Regions from separate parts of the Homo sapiens genome. Here region 1 is linked to region 2. A link is an interaction called in ENCODE POLR2A ChIA-PET data of the cell type or tissue named here. Cell type or tissue: A673. All regions are shown on one strand. Links, peaks and the distances in the headings refer to the core of each region. The heading gives the core; the rest is flanking DNA.

Region 1 (10,908 bases), core at 1,698-9,697, 230 kb before region 2:
AGTAAAAAAAATAAATAAAAAGACTAAATGTGCATGTTTGAGATTTTTGTCCTTGTGCCCTTTTTGTGTCCATGGGCCCATGTGTCCGTGGAGTGGTTCTGACCATTCCAGGTGAACTTTAAAATCACCCCTCTGCACTTTGGAATGTTGGGGACAGAGCTGTTTCCTTCAGACTCATTAGAAAATGACCAGCCAACTGTGGCCATTTTCTTCTCCTATAAAGGCTGGGGTTCTAAGCATTTGTTTCATGGTGAAAAGTGGATTCAACCTGCTCTTCTTCTTCCTGCGTAGTCACTTTTTTTTACTTCTACCTCTGCTTACCCAGCTGTCTAAAAACGAAAAATGCTCATTCTGATCCACAATACTAGCCATTTCTTGAAGACATTTTTTCTACTCAATCTTAAATTGATCACATGGCTCTGTTGTTCTTCACTTGTTTTCTGCAATCCTGATGCCTTACACTTGTACCCTGTGTGGAGATCACTCTCACAGCCATGATCTTGTGCAGCCTTTGCAGCACCTGCGGAATGTGCAAGTGATGTTCCTCATCTCCAAGATGAGGAGCCTGGTGCCAGCTGCCAGTGGGACCGCTGCACCCACGGGCTCACCAGTCATCCAAGGAGGGCTGGGATTTGAACACAGGCCTTCAGCTGCACAGTTAAGAATCCTTTTTTTCATGGGATGATGTTTCTTGTCAATAAGATTTAATTCCCTGAGGCAGAGAGAGTTTTAATTCCTTTTTCTTTAGTTTACTCAGCTTAGCTCAGTGAAGGGCAAAGCAAAAACACCAAGAAAAATTACTTTTTGAATTAAATGAATGTCTTCTTTGCCTAGCCCCATCCTTCCCAGGCTGTCTGTCAGCTCTTGCCTCCTTCAGTGTGGGAAGGTCCCCTGTCCTATCACTACAGGCCTTTGATGGGTCAAAATACCTGTCTGTGTTCTCCTCTAATCCACTTTTCCATATAATGCTTTCTTTCTTTCACATAGATCATACTTAGATCATCACTTCTATGTTGATGTACATATTTTTTTCAATTAACGAAGGACATGAACAGACACTTCTCAAAAGAAGACATTTATGCAGCCAAAAAACACATGAAGAAATGCTCATCATCACTGGCCATCAGAGAAATGCAAATCAAAACCACTATGAGATATCATCTCACACCAGTTAGAATGGCAATCATTAAAAAGTCAGGAAACAACAGGTGCTGGAGAGGATGCGGAGAAATAGGAACACTTTTACACTGTTGGTGGGACTGTAAACTAGTTCAACCATTGTGGAAGTCAGTGTGGCGATTCCTCAGGGATCTAGAACTAGAAATACCATTTGACCCAGCCATCCCATTACTGGGTATATACCCAAATGAGTATAAATCATGCTGCTATAAAGACACATGCACACGTATGTTTATTGCGGCACTATTCACAATAGCAAAGACTTGGAACCAACCCAAATGTCCAACAATGATAGACTGGATTAAGAAAATGTGGCACATATACACCATGGAATATTATGCAGCCATAAAAAATGATGAGTTCATATCCTTTGTAGGGACATGGATGAAATTGGAAACCATCATTCTCAGTAAACTATCGCAAGAACAAAAAACCAAACACCGCATATTCTCACTCATAGGTGGGAATTGAACAATGAGATCACATGGACACAGGAAGGGGAATATCACACTCTGGGGACTGTGGTGGGGTCGGGGGAGGGGGGAGGGATAGCATTGGGAGATATACCTAATGCTAGATGACACATTAGTGGGTGCAGCGCACCAGCATGGCACATGTATACATATGTAACTAACCTGCACAATGTGCACATGTACCCTAAAACTTAGAGTATAATAAAAAAAAAAAAAAAAAAAAAAAAAAACAAAGGTAAAACTTAAGTATTTTGTTTGAAAGTTGTAGGTTTATTTATACAAACTGTGATTCGTGTCTGCTTTCCCCTGGCTTAACCCTTTGGACATCTTTTCATTGCTACCATAGCCACATGGCAGAACATATTTCTGAGAAAGAAAATAATTTAGAGTCTACTCCAGGAATATAGGAATATTGCTCACGAATGTGCCAGACTTTTAATTTCTTATTTTTGAATCATTGTATTGAAGAATAACAGTGAACTCAAATCTCATAAAGATTGCTGATAGTGTAAAAGAGAATGATTCTTATACTTTGATGCCCACAAAAAGAATAAATTTATATGAATATGAGTCACTTTAGGAAATACGTCTTGATTATTCTTCCATTATTGAAGAAATTGGCCTGATCAATGTAGCCAAGATGACTGCATTTCAACATTGTCACTTTATTTTGCAACTTTAATTTTCAATGATGTTTTGACACAATGTGTTACATGAAAAAAAGTAACCTAGGTCTGAGGGCATGAATCTGAACAGCCAGTGGCTAACATGATAGCTTGTGATTTCCCTGAGAGAACATAAATAGAATATCATGTAATCTTAGAAAATCATAAGAAAGTTCTTTATGGATTGATACCTGATATATTTAAATAAGCAGAAAAGGCAATGTAAAGAACTCTGGGTGCTGGTGCTGTGGATTTGTATTACAAGGAAAGAGTACGCATAAATGTATCTGCTCTTATTTCCATAAAATATCTGTGGGCGGGTCCACAGGAAACCGATATGGCAGGTTTGTTCTGGACAGGGAAACCCAGTGTCAGGGGGACGTGAGTTGGAGAGCGATGTTTTTACTGGATGCTCATTTGTACCTTTTGAGTTTTGAACCAGTTGAATGTATTATCTATTCAAGACAGATTAATTTTTAAATAACATGCTACAGTCCTAGCACAGAGGATTCTTTTGAGACGTAAAACAACGGTTGTGAAAGTGTTTTGTAATTTGTAAATATACTAATATTATAATTGCAAAGAGTTAATGTTATTCAGCTGTCACAGTTGATTCTGTTACAAAGGCTGAAATGGTCATATCCGTCAGGGCGTGATCTCTTTTTCTTGGTGCTCCTCAAACATCATCAGCCTAGTAAAATTTAGACCAGTGTGATCCTCTGAAATAAATCTGTCAAAGTTGACAATAGAAAATGTTTTCCTTGATATGGCATCTCTTCAGATGGCTAAAGCAATAACTATGCAAAAAAATAGCTATCTGGTTTAAGTTTTAAGATAAAAGATGCATCTATTTTTAATCTTTCATCATTACTCTTTTTTTCTGCATCATTTTTATATATTTTATTAATGCAAATTTTATTGTATTCACTATTAAGTTGTAATTAATATTTACCTGCCTATGTGCTCAACCTTATACTAAGAGCATTGTGGAATATAAACTAGGATGAAGTAATTGTGCTTCACCTGAAAGATCATACATATGTGCATCGAATGCTTGGAGAATGATTATAATAATCAGAATGATGGCATCAACGTCACATTAAGGTGCGTAGATAGCCTTTAGTAGGGTGCAGTGAAATATCCTCACAGACCCTGTCTCCCTGCACCCTCCTCCCCATTTGATTTATTACTCATTTCCAGAATTCTCTTTTTGAGGGCCCCTACCAGAAATTGGTCATTTCTGTTCAGACTCATCAGTGCCTATCACATGATGTCCCACCAGAAGCTGAGCTTTCAGGGCCGGAGCCCAGCCTCCGCAGTGTTTGTTTCTCCAGGGCCTGGCAGGGTTTCTAGCACAGACTGGGGAAAATGGGTGGGGAAGATAGATATCTTTGAAGTGCCGACTGTAACAATAGGAGTTCAACACAGGGAGGGACATCATGGGTTGGAAAAATTAGTAAATGGGACAAATAATATTATAAATAGAATGATATCTTTTTATGAAATGTTTCTAATTTGGCATTGGACTGAAAACCTTAAGGTTTTATTTTGAGCCAGAAAGTTATATGATAAACGATATCTATTAGGGGGAGAAGACCTTTCTCTGTAATTTTTATCATCACAAACCATTATTAGACAACAGTTAACAGTCCTCTCTGGGCAAAGAGCACATTTTTAGGTTAAGTGAAAATGAAAAATGCCAGTTGTTAAGGTACTGAAGAGTAGTGAAGTACTATGAGAAATAAACATAGAACCATAGGAATAGAGCAAAAGGAAACAGAATGCGTTCAACCCAGCACACATGATGGAATCTTTCCTCAAAAGTTGTCTGAAATGCCAAATATCTCCAACCCTGTATTTCTGTCAATTCGCATGTGAAAATCAGGAGAGACATTAGCAGTAGCAACAGAGAATTCAGAGTTTTGCAAGCATATTTTATAAAGATGGAGTACAGAATAGAAATTGAAATATAGTAGGTTGTATGTGGAATCTGTGATTAGACAGGTCGTTCTCACCTGGAGGAGATTCTGTCCCCCGTGAATATTTGGCAATATTTGGAGACATTTTGGGTTGTCCCACCTTGGGCAAGGGCAGTTTTGGGAGAGGAGGCTACTGGCCTTTAGCGGGTGGAGACCAAGTGCTGCTGAACATTCTGCAATGCACAGGCAGCCCCCATACCAGAGTCACCCAGTCCAGAATGTCCAGGAGCCAGGGTCCAGAGAGCCCGGTCTCCACAGGTAAAGAAACAGGAGGAAACCAAGAGAGTGGGCCTATGAGGGCTGGCCAGCCATGTGAGCGCAACTGCAGCCTTCAGCCTTCTTCCCATTTTTCTCCTAAAAGGGCTTATGTGTTTTTAAAAAATGGATTTGTTCTTGCTGATATGGGATATTTTGTATAGTTTGACTGTTAGAGCTCCTCGTGATTGAATTAATAAATATTCTGACCACAAGTTTCTAAATGCAGGTTTTCTAAGAAGCCACTAGGGTAATAGACTTTCCTTTTTCTTTCTTTCCTCTTCCCCTCTCCCTCGCTAGGAGCCCTCTGTAGTCCCTAGGGCAGCTGTAATTGTTGGTAGGAGGAGATGAGAAGGAAAGAGTAGACTGGAACATTTACGTTCCAGTTCTCATTAAATCACCTAAGAGCAGCAGGACCCGGGATGACTCAGCCAGACTCTAAGCCCCATTTGCTCCTTTTCTTAGAAAGAGGTCAGGGCCGGGCGCGGTGGCTGACGCCTGTAATCCCAGCACTTTGGGAGGACAAGGCGGGTGGATCACGAGGTCAGGAGATCGAGACCATCCTGGCTAACACGGTGAAACCCCGTCTCTACTAAAAAAATACAAAAAAATTAACCGGGCGTGGTGACGGGCGCCTGTAGTCCCAGCTACTCGGGAGACTGAGGCAGGAGAATGGCGTGAACCCGGGAGGTGGAGCTTGCAGCGAGCCGAGATCGCGCCACTGCACTCCAGCCTGGGCAACAGAGCGAGACTCCGGCTCAAAAAAAAAAAAAAAAAGAGGTCAGGAATTCAGCCCACCTACCTCACAGGCTATGGTGTTTACTAAATGGAATAACAAACGAAAGTGTTTTACAAATAAAAGGTGGTATTGTGGCTTTCCCCTACTCCATTTCTCTTCAGGCAGCTTGTTGGAAATTCAGGTTTGCCATCTTAACATGTCTGCCTTAGCATCCATATCACACTTCATGCTTGGTTCTTAGGACACAGACCTCTAAATTCTGTTTTGTTTATATCTGAAAACAGTAGGCATAGTGCATTAATTAGGCAACATCAACTCATTATTTTTGAAAAAAGTAGGGCTTTCCTAACAAACATTTCAATTATTTCAGAATTATTTCGAAAACCTAAAGAGAGCTTATCATTGTATTTCTCATGTTGAAGGAGTGGCTTCCTGGCAAATGTGTTTGGTTTTATTTCTGAGTTACAATGTCCCTTCCTATTCACATGCACCACTGTGACTCAGTGTGTTTGACAGCTTTGGCCCATACACAGCATTTGCTAAATAGCTCTATTGCCCTCTTTCCTTCAAGGAGGCTATTTTTATATTATTAATGGATGGGAATCGTGTACATCCCTTGGACAAGTTCTTGTAGCCTTGCATAGAGTTCTGCATAGGGTTTAGGATTTGTTTCAAAAAAAATTGGGGAAGATCAGAGAAATGAATTTTTTAGGGCAGTCCCTTCTTTCTTCCCCTTCTTCCCTTTCTTATTCCTTGTCATGTTTCTGCATTTAAAAAAGTAGACTTCTTTCTCATTTAACCCATTTTTCTTAGTTTAATTTAAGCATTCCAGGAAAACAAACTTTTACGTGTCAAGATCAACGAATGTAAGCATGTTCAGGAGGTCACATAATACATTTCTAGTAGAACAAGACAAGCAAATTGCCTGACCTCTCACTTTGTATTGTCCACTCTAAGTACAGATACTGTGTTTTCTGTATTACACATTATTTTGTAGAATCAAATTCTTGTTAACACATGATATGGAGACACTCAACAAAAATTGTCAGGTCATTGGCTCTTAAGGGAAAGGGACCAGAGTTAGAACCTTCTACAGACACTTACACACTATTCCAGCTCTGGCCTGTAACACTTGAGCAAATGGCAGCAGGGCAGCAAATGATACCCTGGGGACCTGTAAGAATGCTGGCAGCTGCTTATCTCCCCTCTCCCCAAAGGCCGTGAAGTCCTAAAGCAGATTTCGCAAGTTTGTATTTCTATTTGTGTTGAGAAACTAAAAGTTTAACCAACCCTCTTTCTTGCTGCCTCACCTGCTACCACTGCAGTGTGGCCCTGGAGTGCCTGGTCTCACTGAGTCTTTCCTGCTCAGTTTGTGTGCGCCATGGCCTCTCCGCGGTGCACGTCGTAGCACCGGTGTTAAGTGGCAGTGAGAAAACACTTCTTCAGAGAATAAGAGCGTCTCTAGGACATACCTAGGCTTTTGCTGTATCTGATGCATTCTTGGGGCTAATTTAGGATAGGAGACTGGGTTCCATTGCCCACAGAGCTGAAAAATAATAATACATTTTCCCATTGCTATAAATTGTCGCAAGGGTCATTTACCACGTCTCTGATTCTCAGTGAGCAGGTGAGCACTGTTGCGGGGGAGACAAGCCAGAGCAGGACAGGCCCGTGCCACCGAAAGGAAAGGGCCATGCTGTTGCCTGCTGGTGCTTCCTCGGGAATAAAACGAGAGCGGCATTGGGTGCGCAGAGCCAGGGTCACTCAGCCTATCAAGCGAGTCTCTTGCTCGAGAGCCACCTGGTCCTGTCCGATTCATTCAATCAGACCCATCGTTGAGAACTGGAATTTCACCAGGGATGGGCTGTTTTCCGGATTTTCCAGGGTTTATCACACTTAGCTAATACTTGGTGTGCAAAATGAAAGATGAAATATCTTCTGATATCTTTGTTTTTCTTCAGCCGTCATCAACCATCATTTTTCAACCCTGTGTTTCTGTTTTACTTTATGTTGCAAAGTCTTTCAAAGTAGTCCCAAGTGCTTTCCTTAGCTACCCCTCACCGGGGTGGTAAATACGCCTCTCCTCGGCCCCACCGCACTTAGAGATGGCTTCTGGCAGCGCTGGGATGGGCAAATGACCTCAAGCTCCTGAGGGCCTCTATCAGCGGTGTTCCACATTATTGATAGCAGCAGAGATATTGACAGTCTGTGCTTGGAAGGAAAATAGGAGTTTGATATGACATATTGTGTGTCTCAGCAAGACTCATAAATAATTTTGACAAGTTTTTGTATGCATGGGAAAGTCCTTGATTCAGCCTCCCATAAAAATAAACTTCTATTATGGAATGTATTTGTCAAGTGACTGCTTGATGGATGGAGCTGCATTTACCCCTTGGCAGTTCGATGAGTTGTAGATGCACAGCTTACCAGAGAGGATTTACGGGCAGTACAGAAATAATTATTCAGTATGAAATGCATAGTTCCTCTACCTGAATTTTCATTTTTTATTATATTTCGTTTCTGTTGCATTTCTGGTCTAAAACAAAAGAACTTGCCTTTTTTTTCTCTAGAGCTATTGTTTGGTTGAGGGTTTATATTAAAGCCTGTGAAGAATCTGATTCAGCCCAGACCCTGTCCCAAACTTAGCTGGCGTATTTTCATTGAATGCAGAGTTTTAGGGTTATTTCTTGAGAGATTTACAAATATATATATATAAAATATGCTCTTTGGAAAATTCATTTCTATTGAGATTGAAAACCTTGGACATTGACTGCCTTATTTTTTTTCTGAGGTTATCACAGCTTATTTACTTACTTAAATGTAATTATTCATCCACATTTCTGCTACAGAAAGCAGAATTTGTACTTAAATTCTTGTCTCCTCACTCTGAAACCTTAAAACATGTCATCCCCGCCACCCCCCCCACCCACCCCCCGCCGCCAACTTAGAATTACTTTCTTATCATACACACTCTAAGTGAGTATCCTTCAGTAAGCTGGAAACTTAAGGAAGTATCAAATCCCCACCCTCCTGGGATGCTGCCCAGCTTATCGCACGAGAGCTCTTGCTGGTCATGTCTGGTCATCCTGCAACAAACCTCAGACTTGGGAATGTATGTTTGAGGAGACTAAAGTGAACAGCGGGTCTATGGGAGTTTTGATTCTTCGTTAGAACATAGTACTGACTTTTTAGAAGGATTTCCATTTGTTGAATCTCCGTTAAAATAAAGTCCTGGATCCAAACAAACTGCGGTGAAATCAGACACTGAGAGAGGCATGTCGGATGAACGGACCCTCCGTGCTGTCTTGGAGGAGGTGTCTTCAGGGATCAGCCTCAGAACTGATGGAGCTGCGACGTGCAGTCCTAATATTCTTCCTCTGCACTGCCGCTCCTATTTCTTGAGAATGGATTGTTACTTTCTTGAGAATGATTTGTTGTCCTTTCAAAATGACAGCTTTTAGATGTATTGATCTTTCCTATTATATCTTTGTTTTATGTTTGATCATTTCTACTCTTATGATTTATTTTCTGCCTTTTACTTTGTTTACTCTTATTCTTTTTTCTAACTTAAGTTGAATGCTTAATCAGTTAATTTCTTTTCTTATATAGGCATTAACACTAGAGGTCCTAAATTTCCCTCCAAGTAATGTCTTAGCTGCATCCTGTAAGTTTTTATATTTGAGAATTTGTGTAATCCTTTATCTAAATACATTTGATTTCTTCTTCAGTCTCAAGATATTTTAATTGTCCTCGTACCTCCTGATGTTGGTGGGTTTTAAAAAAATTTTCCTCCTTATTATTAATCTATAATATAATTGCACTGTAGCCACAGAAGGCAACTCTATGAGCCAGTTCTTTGAAATTTGTTGTAGCTTGCCTTTTGGTACAGCAGTGAGCCCTTTGATAAATGTTTCATCTGGGCTTCCATAGATTAAGCTTATTAATTGTGTCTTGCAATCATCTATATCCTCACTAATTTGTCTGCCATTTACCAAATACTGAGAGAGGCATGTTGAAGTTTTTTACTACAAGTGTGATTTTTTTTCTTTTTTTTTCTTTGCTTCTTAATAGTTTAAATCTATTGTTAGATACAACTATGTATAGAATTCTTATATGTTGCTGGTAAATTGAACTTTTTATCAATATGAAGTGAACTTTATCTAGAATGCTTTTTGCCTAAAAGTCTATTCTGTTGCAGACTACTAATTGCACTTCTTTTTTGATTAGTAGTCACATGATGCCTCTTTTTCATTTCAACTTTTTCAACTTTTTCTGGAGGTTAAAGTGGATCTTTGAAAGTTTCATAGAGCTGGATTTATTGTTTCATAATCCTGTCTGGAAAACTTGGTGTTTTGGCTGGAGCATTTGGGAACATTTAAGTCAATATACTTACTGTTAGTATTTTTTATTTATTTATTTATTTCTACCATATTTGTATTTCTATTTCTCTTTTCTGTTTCTTTTTTCCTGCTTTCTTGTATCCTTTGAGACTAAGGTTTTTTACCTCATTCCATCTTTTTTCTTCTGCACATTCTTTTTCTGTTCTTTTGGTGGTTAGCTTAGACATTTTAACACACATGTGACAAGTGTAAATGTTGCTAACACCTGTTATTTCCCTTGTCACACAACACAGGGCACCGCAGCGCCTTAGTCTAGTCCTCACGACCCTTTTGCGCTAACAAGTGTGCAGACCCACAACTCCTGGACATTCTCGCACACAATCACTCTGCTGCTCCTTTTTTCCTAATATTTGAAAATGAACCTCCACCAACATTTTTCTCTCTGTCAAGTGAGGTCTGAATGCAAAACGTTGTACAGTTTTCTTATATGCAAAGTATTTCATTTCTATGGTCTCTAATATGTTAGAATCGATATCTAAATAATTGGTTCAATTTTCTGATCAACTTTGTGTGTCAGGTGCTTTGCTCAGAGCCAAGGTCCATAGAATAAAGGAAATAGCTGCTGCCTTCACAGAGTTCTTAACCTAGCAGAAGAGGAAAATATGTTCACAGGTAATGACACTACTGTAACATGGGAAATCCTCCATGGGAAATTTACATCAGCTGCTTTGGGGTACACATAGAGGCAGCCCATCACTCACTCAGGTCCTTGCAGTCAGGATGTGCTGTTGAGTTACAAGCTAAATTTCGAAAGTGGTTTCTAGACAGGGAAAGGTAAATGGTTTTCTCGGCCAAAGGAATAACTCATTGAAATGCACAGGCTCAAGGGGAATAAGTTTAGTGTGGCTAGTCAAAGACCCTGTGTTTGGGAGTGACTAGAGATGAGGCTGGACAGTTGAATTGGGAGTGAATTGGGAAGTTCACTGAATGCCATGCCAAGGAGTTTAGACTTGATATCACCTGTGGGCAGCAGGGGACCCATGGAGGTTTTATTGCTGACCTCCGTGCAAGTCCCTTGAAGGATACACCAAATAATGAATGCCTACACTGTTCCAGGCACAGCACCAGGAAAAGTCAGGAGTGGCCATAGCCATTCCAGTCTAATGGAGATGGGCTCATGATGAATCATTATACAGATGATTCCAAATCACAGCTGTGAAGCTGCAAAGAAGGAAAAATGTCAGGGACCCTGAAAGGCTATATAGTTATGGGACATAA
Region 2 (10,908 bases), core at 1,420-9,419:
CAGGATTTCTTTCTCTTCTTAAATTTCGCATCGTGAAACCCAGCTAGTCCCTGACAGATGTCTGTTCCTCACCTTCAGGATTATTTTATAAATCCCTTTCTGATGAGCGGAAGTGTCAAATCAAGGACAGGTCATAAAGTAAAAGTATAAACCTTTTAAAGAGAGACCTTGGTAATATATAAACATTCTGCACACTATCTGAATTTTTTATGGACTAAAGAAAAATTATATTTCAGCTGGAGGAAGGGAGAAGTTTAAACATCAGCCCAGATTTTAATGTATGATCCCCCCCTCCCCGCAATACTCTTATTTATAGCCATCTAAGAAACCACTGGCTTTATCGGCTATTTTAAACATTTGGACTCGATTTGGAGCCTGCCTGTTAATTGTCCATGTTTAAATTCAGAAGGTTGACTTTGAATCAATGCTTGCACACAGTATAGGATACAGGGTGGTGGGGAGGGGTGCGGCGGGCATTGGATGTAGGGTAGAGGCCTGGGTCTTTGTTCTTTCATTAATCTCTTTTTCCCTGTTCTTTCTCAAGCCTCAGTTTCCTTCTCTGTAAACAAAGGGCTTATATTATTAGAGAATTCCTAACGCGTGCTATTCTACAACCATGTGATCCATTGCACCCATCTTTAGCACCCCTGAGTTGGAGGAAGTCGCCGTCATGAAGCAACAGCTGTCCTTTTTTTTTTTCTTTCTTAGAAAAGCTGGTTGTACTTAGAGAATTTGCTTTTGGTAAAATTTGAGTTTATTTCTACTTATGAAATTGGAAATAAGCTGAAATCAACAACTTCTGGGCCCTCCTGCCATTTTCATGTCAAGGCACATGGAGACATGTCAGTGCACGTGGGACGTGGAAGCTGCACAAGGGGTGTTCTTGGGTGTGGACGTGCATGGTGGGCGCACAGGCCTCTAGGAAATGCTTCCTCGGTTCTGGGCACCTTCAATCATGGATGATGGGGCTGGAAACTTGCCTATAGCTTTTTAAAGAAAAATTAAATATTTTGAATTGAATTCAGCAATTTCTTGAACACCTACTGTTTGTGAGTGAGGCCTGGCGGTAGGTGAGCATGGCGTGGAGCTCGCGGGAGAGTTGGAGATGTGATCGCTTCTGTCCGTGTGTCAGCGTGATGGCCTGTCCACGCCGCTTTCTTCTGACTGTGAGCTGGCCCATCTCTGTACGCTTGCCCCACAACCTCAGCATGCCCTTTGGAACATCAGAAGTCCCCCACAGCCTCAGCAGGTCTTCTGAGAACTAGGAATTAGAGCCCCACTGTCGTGGAAATCAACTCGTCATCAAGTAGGGCCGACAATGAGACAGCTGACCATCCTCCACATTCCGAGCCTGAAGGGGAAAGGTTTTCCCAAGGAGAGGTGCTGGTGGGCTCGCACGCCATCCTGAGCACAGCAGACAGCAGTTAATGCAAGACTATATCTCGGTGGCGGGTTTTACTTAATGTTCTTTATTATGAAGAATAGCGATACCTCAAAGCCATACATTTTTTGAGAGTAGCTTCTCCATGTTGATTTTTCTTTGGATGGGTTGCTTAGAACGGAGCCAAAAGAGAGCCACTTGGTGGAGAGGCAGGTTTGCACTTTGCCCTGTTTTTGTGTATGTGGATGTCAAATGTCAATTTGTTTGGTAAAATGTGAAGCTGAATTTATAAATCTGTGCTAAGCAATTAGTTTGGAAATTAGTGCTATCTCTAGGAAAATCCCCTTAGCAGGCATCAGATTCAAACGATGCAACTCAGTAGGTGTGGGGGCAAAACTGCAACATATTTTCAAGGCAAAATCTTACAAATATAAACATTATATCAAATATAAACATATGTTTGCAGTGTACAAATGTCTTGCATATTCAAAGCAAATAAGTCCTGATGGGGGAGGAAAAAGTATTTGGATGTAGCCGTTATGTTTAATTTTCCTCACACAGTCAGTAGATAGTCTGTGTCTGCAAAGGATTGGTCCTTTCTTGCTCCCCACTCACCCAACTCTGTGGTTCTAGAACCTTCTATTAATTCCCATTGGTGAGCCCATGAAATCTTTGATTCCTTCTTGATTGCTCTCTGAAGACGCCTATCAGGCACTGTCTTATCTGTTTGTAAAGCAGCTCAGGCCCCAGATTTAAGTCATGGGTCTGGCTACAAGTTAGAGTGTGATTAATAATTGACTAATGTAGCTTTTATTTATCACAGGCTAGCACATTTCGCCATTACTGAGTTAATTTATGTTAAGTGTAAGCTGTCGTTCAATCTGTTTTTCAACTTTTTTTTTTTTTTTTTAAATCCTAAGTCTATCTTTCACTTTTGGAGAAACAAAATCCTCATACAGGGCACAGACACACTCGATGCCAAAAAGTTGATTTCCTTTTCCCTGGAGCCATGCATCACCAGCCCTCCCAGCCGCAGTGTCAGCCCCTGACAGAATGACATGTGTCATTTATCAAAGGGGCCAGGCCGGGCCTTGGGAAACGCCGCCGACAAAGCCTGAGAGAGTTCATTTTGCAGTCCCTCCTACCCTCTGTGAGCCCCTTGCCAGGAAAGCCTGTGATGTTTCTGTCTTCAGAGCATTACTGTAAGTCCTTCAACCTTCACAGAATTAACCCTCCCCACCTCAGCCCGCTGCAACAGCTCCGAGGTCCTGCCTGGGAAGGTTCTGAGACCCAAAGGAGTGATTGTTCCAAGCCCAGGAACACACAAGCCCCCGGCTCTGTAGGGACACCCCATGGAGTCCCGGCTTTCCGTGCAGAAAGCATGACCCAGGTGCCCCTGCATCTCCCCACTTTCTAGCAGGCTTTAAGGATTCAAGCCCTGAGTAATACTCAGTGAGACAAGGTCAGAGGCATAAAGAACCAGCAGCAAAGCATTTCCCTGGTATCCAAATTCATAGGTCCCCCACTCCTGCGGCAGAAGTTTGGTCTTCTATTTTTTTTTTTTTTAGAGTCTGCCTAATAAGTGTTTTACTCCAGGCTATTTTTGAAACCACCTACTAAACCCGATAGATGTTTCTTCTTTTTCTCTGTTGCCTAGAATTTGTAACCCCATTCCCGCCTGCATAAAGACAGTGATGAGGTTCGAGTCTAAAAGTTGCTAAAAAAGGATATTTTGGAGGAGGAAGAGAAAGGGCCATTTTTGCCCCCAGATTGTTTACTTTTTATATAAGTTCCCAAACCACTAGAAAACCACCAGAAAGTGCAAAGGAAAAAAAAAGTCAGCCAGAGGAGAGCATGCTGTGAAAATATAAAAGCATTTGGCTAAAATAAATGTTTTTTTCTCTTGAAGAGTAGAGTTTTGCATTGTAATCATGTGTGAGAATGTGAGAAAAGTTATTGTTTCTCTCATCCCCACCCCTTTGTACTTCGTACAGTCCCTACCACACTGAAGTTATTTACAGCATCAGATACCATTTAAAGAGATAGTGAAGGAGACTGTTGCCTTCGCCAGGAACTTTCCAGAAAGAAGTCCTATAAATTAGCCATTGCTCAGGAGTGGCTGTTTCCTAGGCGGAGCTAGCCCTTTCATTTTTCTGCATAAGGCTAATTTATTTTTGCAGCCAGATGTGGGCTGACAGCCATCACTCAGGGCTTCCTTCCCCCGCCGTTAGGAGGTCTGGAAGACAGTCACGTTCCCCATTTTGCAGAATCCCCATCAACATTATTGAAGATGGATGTATCTTTAAAGCAAAGATTGATTGTGGATATCGGAGTTATGGTGTCATTTATCATGGTGAATATTATTTAGACTTGGGTTGTACAAGGCTGTAACTTGAGACACAGCCAGGGGAGGGACAACCTGAAAACGCGGATCCATGAATTTTAATGGATGGATGCTTTTTTCAAAGCTCAACTCACTATAGCGTGATTTACTTTTCTTACTGCAAGGAAACAAGCATTTCAGTCTTAAAGAGACAGCATGCCAGTGGTCCTGTTCTGTGGGTTCCACCCGGGAAGGCATTACCAAGGGCAGTCAGAGCCCAGGCAAAAATGCTGAGAAGGCGTGAATGGTGCAACAGACTCTGGCCATAGACATGTACATTAAAGATGGCTTTCCAGATGGATCTCCTCCTCGCCATCCTTATAGGACCCTGATAGGGTTAGAAATGGAGATGTACCCCAGAGCTCACCATTATCAGGGCAGCAGTTAAGATGCTATTTATTTGAAGCCAGCTAACCTCTCCTAAGTGCTACAGATAGCGGCCATTTATATTTAGGAAGACAAATGAAGCCCAGGCTCTCCCGTGTCAGGAGCATGATGCTGTGGGGAGAACGCACAGTTATCCTTGTGTGCCTAAAGGTAGTAGCATATGCAATACAAGCAGTCTTGTTGACCTAATTAATATCAGTCTTTTTCATTTTGCTTCAGGATGGCAGCGCTATTGACATTTGCTCAGTAGGGAGTTGGTTCTAAGGGAGCTGGGTATACAGGATGGTGTATCCAAAGTTGAACCTCTCAACGGTTGGTCCTCACATCTCTAGTCCTTGAAAATGGTGGAGATGGTCTAGTGCATTTGTCCTTTCTTCCAGGAGCACGGATCCCAGCATCTAGGCATTCACTCAGACACCAGGGAACAAGGGGCATCCCACTTTATTTCTAACGAGATGCTTCATGTACCAGAAACCTGGGGCTGCTGGTAGCTATTAGTGGCTTAGGTCATGGCCCTTTGGCCCCTAAGGCGTTTTATTTGTTGCTAATGTTGTTTTATTTCATCTTTCCATTTCAGGGGTTTTGTTGCATATGGTGGATAGAGGAGCTCTCAAAGTGAGTGAGGGGTTGGCCACAGTCAGCCCTGGGCGGGGCAGGTGTTGGGCGTGCTGCCCTGGCCTGCGTGCAGCCATGTGACATGCCATCCCAGGGCAATCTGGGGGTGGGTGCCACCCGACCTGCCGGCCCTCCTCAAAGCCCACCTCAGCTTTGATGCTCAGAGAGTGTGGCTTGCACTGCAGAGCCTAAAAGCCCTCTTTGGCTTTTTAAATAGGGAAGGTTTCTTGGAATTGTACAGTCTGTTAAACGAAAGTAACTTTCTTTCCAGGATTGATGCGTCTCATCTCTGGGAGCTTCCGGTCCGATGGTGTGAACTGCTTTCTAGTATAATGGCCCACACTGTATGCACCATGCAGGGGGACCCATCGGAGCACCTGTCTCTGTCTATGTGATTGCTCACTGACTTGTTCACGTCCTTGTAGGCACTCTGCTCCATAAGGGCAGGGCCATCTTGTTCTCCTTCCACTGTCAAGAGTCCAGCACGGTTCCTGGCTCATAGTCAGAGCTCCCGGTGCTTGTTGAGGGACTGAAGCCCCTCCTTGGGGAAGCCCTGGCTCTTGCGAGGACAGGTGAGTGTGACAGTCTGTGACATGCGGTCTATGACGTGCCGACCCTGGGTGCTGGCGATAGTAGGTGAAAGAAGAAAGCAGGAAGCTGTTTTTGGTTTCAAAGTGCTAACCCAAGTCAGGCAGTGGACTGGTTTTTTTGGAAGCTACCTTCCATGTAACATCAATCTAACCTAAAAGAAACAAACAAAACCCAGTGTAACAAGAAAAGGGGGCAAAGAAAGATGGTGAAAGGAATTGCCCATGCCTCCTTTTGAATGTTAAGTAAAAACAGGAAAATACCATCTGGAAAAGTAATCTGTTCATCATTATACATCTACTTGTGGAAATGCTCATAATGGTGGTGATACTGGGTATTTTAGAGGACAAATACCAAGACATCCTCTCAATCCTATTATGGTTTATAGGTCTGTGTTTATTTGCAAGTTAAAAGCACATTCTTGGCCTTTTAGGAACATATGACATGTCTACAAACAGGAAGTAGTTTATCAAATTCATATGAATCATGGCATCTATAGTGTTGGCCGAGGTCAAATCATTACACTAAATGTATTGTAACCATTATTAATGCACAGGGTCTCCTGCCATCTTTGTGATGTAGGACTGCCGTTTCCTGATTAAAAGCTGTTTGGTGATGAGAAATTCAGCAGCTCCTGTCCGTCCTGGAGTGACTGACAGGCACCCAGAGCTGCCGTCCCTGCTGGAGCAGCGTGTTCCTAGGAGCGCACCTTACGGAGGGTCCTGAGTGCCAGGAAATACAGGAAACAGGAAACAAAAACAGAAGTGACTCAACTTTCGCAGCCACAACTGTGCATCCATAAGGAGGCCAAATTTATCACGGCACATTATGGAGCTCAGCAAATGTCATGAAAACCATTGTTTTTTAATTTTTTTCTTGGAGAGTTTGAATGAGGTGATTTATGGTAGTTATTCATCTTAAGGGTCATCCATCAATTTTTAGTTGCTAGGCAATCAACCCAGCAGCTGTTTGCTTTGAATCAAGCTGAAAAGTTGTCAGTCACCACACGCAGGTATGACCTTAGTGGTTGCAAACATCATGCGTGCGAAATTAAAGAGACGTCGTCTTCTTCCCCGATTCCCCTGACTTCCCCGTGATTTGTGGAAGTGGTGCGAACCCTTCCTGGCTATTACAAGACAAATAAGAACAAAGGAGGGTGTGGAAAATTACTTGACTGGAAACTCACAGATACTCTTCCAACGCTGTATTTTACCCAAGTTCCCTATGCAAGCTGCATGGGATGGATTATAGAAGTAAGTGCCATCAGTGGATGGGAGGTGAACCACTTGATTTATAATATTTAAATAAGCCAGTTAAAAAAAACCTGTCAGTTCCCTTGTGGGGAAAAACCAAATATCAGCATTTCTCAATGTGCATCCCAGGCTGGAGGCCAGCCTGATGGTGTTTTTGGGTTGGCTGTGGGTGGCATGTGAGGAGATGCAGTTTCTCTCCAGTGGTGGAGGGTGGGAACTGTGCGTGGGCCTGACAGGCTCTGGGCACACGAGGCGCTGTAGGTGCCTGGCCCCAAGCCTGGCACAGAGTGGGTGCCCAGGTGGTGCCCACTTGCTCCCTCTGCTGAGATCTCAGGCTGCTGTGCTGGCAGGGGCAGCTCAGGCGGGTGTGGCCCTGGAGCCAGGCTGCCTTTGCCCATTACCACAACACTGTGATCCTGCCTGGGGCATGGTCCTTCGGAGGTCATTTCCACAGTTGCTTGGTGTGAGTCCTTCTCTGGCCTGGGGCTTCTCCCCAGATCTTTGTATTTTTGTCCACTACACCAGAACACTGTGAGTCTCATTAGCATTGTTGACCCCAAGAAGACATTTCTAGATAGCTGTTCCTTGCTGGCTCATGTGTAAACAGTGTTTCCTGCCTGCACTCTGCAATTTTATTTATTTATTTATTGATACAGAGTCTCGCTCTGTCCCCAGGCTGGAGTGCAGTGGTATGATCTTGGCTCACTGCAACCTCTGCCTCCTGGGTTCAAGCGATTCTCCTGCCTCAGCCACCTGAGTAGCTGGGATTACAGGCACCCACCACCACACCCGGCTAATTTTTGTATTTTTAGTAGAGACAGGGTTTCACCATGTTGGCCAGGCTGGTCTCTAACTCCTGACTTGGGTGATCCTCCCGCTTTGGCCTCCCAAAGTGCTGGGATTGATGATAGGTGTGTTCCACTATGCCTGGCCCACTCTGCGATTTTAGATCTTCACAGGGCTTCAAAAATTATCCCTAGGAAGGAAAATAAGTGCATGTGATGCCTTATTTATTTATTTTTGAGACAGAATCTCGCTTTGTCACCCAGGCTGGGGTTCAGTGGTGTGAACTCAGCTCACTGCAACCTCTGCCTCCTGGGTAGCTAGGATTACAAGCGATTTTCATGCCTCAGCCTCCCGAGTAGCTAGGATTACAGGCCACAATGTCTGGCTAAGTTTTGTATTTTTAGTAGTGACAGGGTTTCTCCATGTTTGTCAGGCTGGTCTCGAACTCCTGACCTTGGGCGATCCACCTGCCTCAGCCTCCCAAAGTGCTGGGATTACAGGCGTGAGCCACTGCGCCCGGACTTTTTTTTAGTAATTGAGGCTAGATTTCCCTCATTTTGAATCTTTCAAGCAGGAATTTTACTTTGCCTCTCAGTTGAGTTTTAATGCGTCTACACAGATAATTTACACCAATAAAGCCAAATTTTAGGGGACTATGTGTTGTATACTAGTATCTTTTTACATTTGATAGTTTCAATGGACTTGATTTTGCTGATGGCCTTTTAGACCATGTAGCTGTAAGATGTTTTGCATGTATTTTGGAAAGTCTAAAATAAGTTTAATTTGGAGTTAGGTTTGTCTTTCTCAACTTTGCATTGAGAGAGATATATATATCTTATTTATTTAGTAGGTATTTCTGAGGGTCTGAAACACGTCCTTTTGACAGATAGTTCTGCACATTGGAAAAGAGAGTTTTCTGATCTAGGCTTTTCAGGCGCCAGTTCTATTTCTGGACTCCAGGTAAACCCTGAAGGAAGTGGAGTGTGCCCCCAGTTCATTCACATTTTAAAGATGGTCCCACATCTTTTACTTGAAATCCTTGGGGCCAGATATGTTTTGGAATTCAGAGCTTTTCAGATTTTTGAAAAGAAATTTAGTGCATATACTGTATATTTTGCAACATCCTCAGCTTAAACATGAGATTTTCTACAGATAAATGGATTAATAGTCACAATACTTGGGTGAGGAAAGACTGGCAGTAACCTCATGTCTGTTCTGGTCAGGTTAAGTTTGCCACGCACAGTTAGGAAGACTCTTCCAATTCTCAGGGCTGCCTGTGGTGAAGGGACTGGGGGTCTGTATTGGTGCACAGCCCATTTCACAGGATGCCTGTCCCTATTTCTGTAGGGCTGGTAGCCTGCCTGTGTCCAGCAGCCTGGGAGCAGTTATGAGCTGGGCCACAGCCTCAGCAGCTCTGGAACTCCCGGCTGCTGTCATAGTTTTCTGTGTCGTAGGAGTTCTCTTTGGAGTTTTCTCCCATGTTCACATATAAAAGTGATATCAGTTATATCTGCAGTCTGCTCCGTTATCTCTTTAAATCATTGAACTGTGGAAACATATTTTACATCCCAGTATATTCTCATGAGTCTTATAAAGTACAAACTTTTCTCACTTTTGGGGGAATTTGGAATTAGTATTATGGCACACTTTACTTAGGAAAAACCTGAAAACTTCCCCTAACAACGTTCCAGGATGTTTCTGCTGATTTTCATGGTGAATGTATAAATATAGTGACAATACTAAAAAGAGCACCCTGCCAATCATGTCAGCTCTTTAAGAAATATAAGAAGATGGATGCCGATGTTATGTGTGTTGGGTGTGGATCACCAGTTGTTAACGTCTGAGAAGCACAGATGTGTTGGGATGGTTTCTTGTTTTATTTTATTTTTTGGAGTAGGGGGACATAGTATGAGTCAGCCTGGTGGATTAATGTTGGAAATCTGCAAGTGCTCATAGCTTCTGCGTTTACAGAACCCTGAAAGAGAAACTACCTGTTTGCTGGTCTGATAATCCCTTTCCTAGTGGCCTTCCTTTTTGAGGAGTGACGTGGGGCTTCCTCACACTTTTCACTTGGAAGGACTATTGCATACTCTGAATTGTCGAAGTCTACCTTGCAGCACCTTTTTTCTAGCGAGCATCCGCACGCCCGGCTTGCACACTGTGGAGGATGCGGTTCACTGGGTGGGAAGACTGTCTTTATGCAGTGGTTTGGGAGGATTAATTAATTGATTTTTAGATGCTTTTACAAACCCTTTTGGTGACTCGTATTTGCACACATACTGATGTCCCTTTTTGCCGTCTTCAGAGCTCTTTGAAATGGAGGGCCACACTGGAGGCTTTGTTCTTTATATTCCATTTACCATCATTTAGAAGATACTAATTTTAGATGGGCTCCCCTCTACACACAGAGAGAGAAGCTGAAATCTATTCTGCAAGTGTGGGGGAATCTTGCACGGCAACAGCCACACGGCCAGTGAATACATGATGACTGGAGCCGGAGCCTGTGGGCCAGAGAGAAACGGGGCAGCCTGGGAGCCCTTTATTCAGAACTGGGATTGTGGGTTCCCTGCGCACCTACTCCCTGCGGCCGCCCTGGGCCCTCTCCTTAACTCCTTCTTTTCCTTTCCCTGCTGTCTTTCTTTCCATCCACTTCCTTATCTCTTGCTGCCATCTTCTCTGGCAATTTTCAGCGATACTTTAGCTTTAGAAGTGTTCCTCGTAAAGTTTTTGCACAGTTTTAAAAGTTATAATATTTTGCAGCATTTTGTGCTCTTCAGAGGACAATTGCTCCAAAATCTAATAAGTCATAATAAACATAGTTCTGGAGGATGGGATAGTGGCGATGCTCTGGGAATAATAACTGCTTTGCTAGGGCTTCTGCATGGTTATTTGAAGGGGTTTTTTTTTCCCCCCATTAAATTTTGCATCTTTTGTATATGAGATGGTCTTCATTATTGTGTTTTTATGGTATTTGGTTGGATACCAACTCAAATTAAAAAAAATGCTGTGAGGTTGTGGATATTTCTATTAACTTTCCTGTTAAATATGACACGTTCACCCATACATATTTCTATAAACTTAGTTCAAGGGTATCAGTAAAAATATTTTTCCTCCTCCCATTTGCTGTTCATAAAACACTCGAGGGAGGAATTGTTTCTGTGATATTTTAGATGGGTTTTACAATAAATTGTAGATATTGTGGTGCACCACAGTGCCTTTTATTTCATTTTCTCAGTAGACCCAGCGCATCGAAAGATTTTGTGTATTGAAAAACTGCTTTTGATGAGTAATAATCATTAGTTTTTCTTTTTTTCTTCCAGTAGTAAAGGTGTAGACCCCAGCCCCCAGGGTTCCTGGTGCTTGTGAGCCGTCAGCGTGTCACACCCGTGTTGTGAGAGGTTTCCATGCATTACCTCCTGCGCGTGAATGTGAGGGTTTAATCAGCACAGCCTTCCTGAGCATAAATCACGCTGCCTTAAATCCTTCTCGGAGGAACCAAGGCGGGGATGTAAATA

Evidence for each region. Peaks named below come from ENCODE experiments on the same cell type or tissue, not always from the same donor. Only the 100,000 strongest peaks of a DNase experiment are listed, where the experiment ranks them.
Region 1: POLR2A ChIA-PET joins it to region 2 with 5 read pairs; 1 of 35 experiments calls an interaction of 5 or more read pairs at or near these places.

What each region holds. Positions count from the first base shown.
Region 1 is chr18:74,997,494-75,008,401 of GRCh38, forward strand. All of the region lies in intron 8 of ZNF407 (zinc finger protein 407), which reads left to right. Among named protein-coding and RNA genes, the nearest start is that of PTGR3, 210 kb to the right of the region's middle. In A673, for the core only: no CTCF peak of the experiment used is centred there; a DNase peak (open chromatin) is centred at 6,468.
Region 2 is chr18:75,224,298-75,235,205 of GRCh38, forward strand. All of the region lies in intron 1 of TSHZ1 (teashirt zinc finger homeobox 1), which reads left to right. Among named protein-coding and RNA genes, the nearest start is that of TSHZ1, 19 kb to the left of the region's middle. In A673, for the core only: no CTCF peak of the experiment used is centred there; a DNase peak (open chromatin) is centred at 5,984.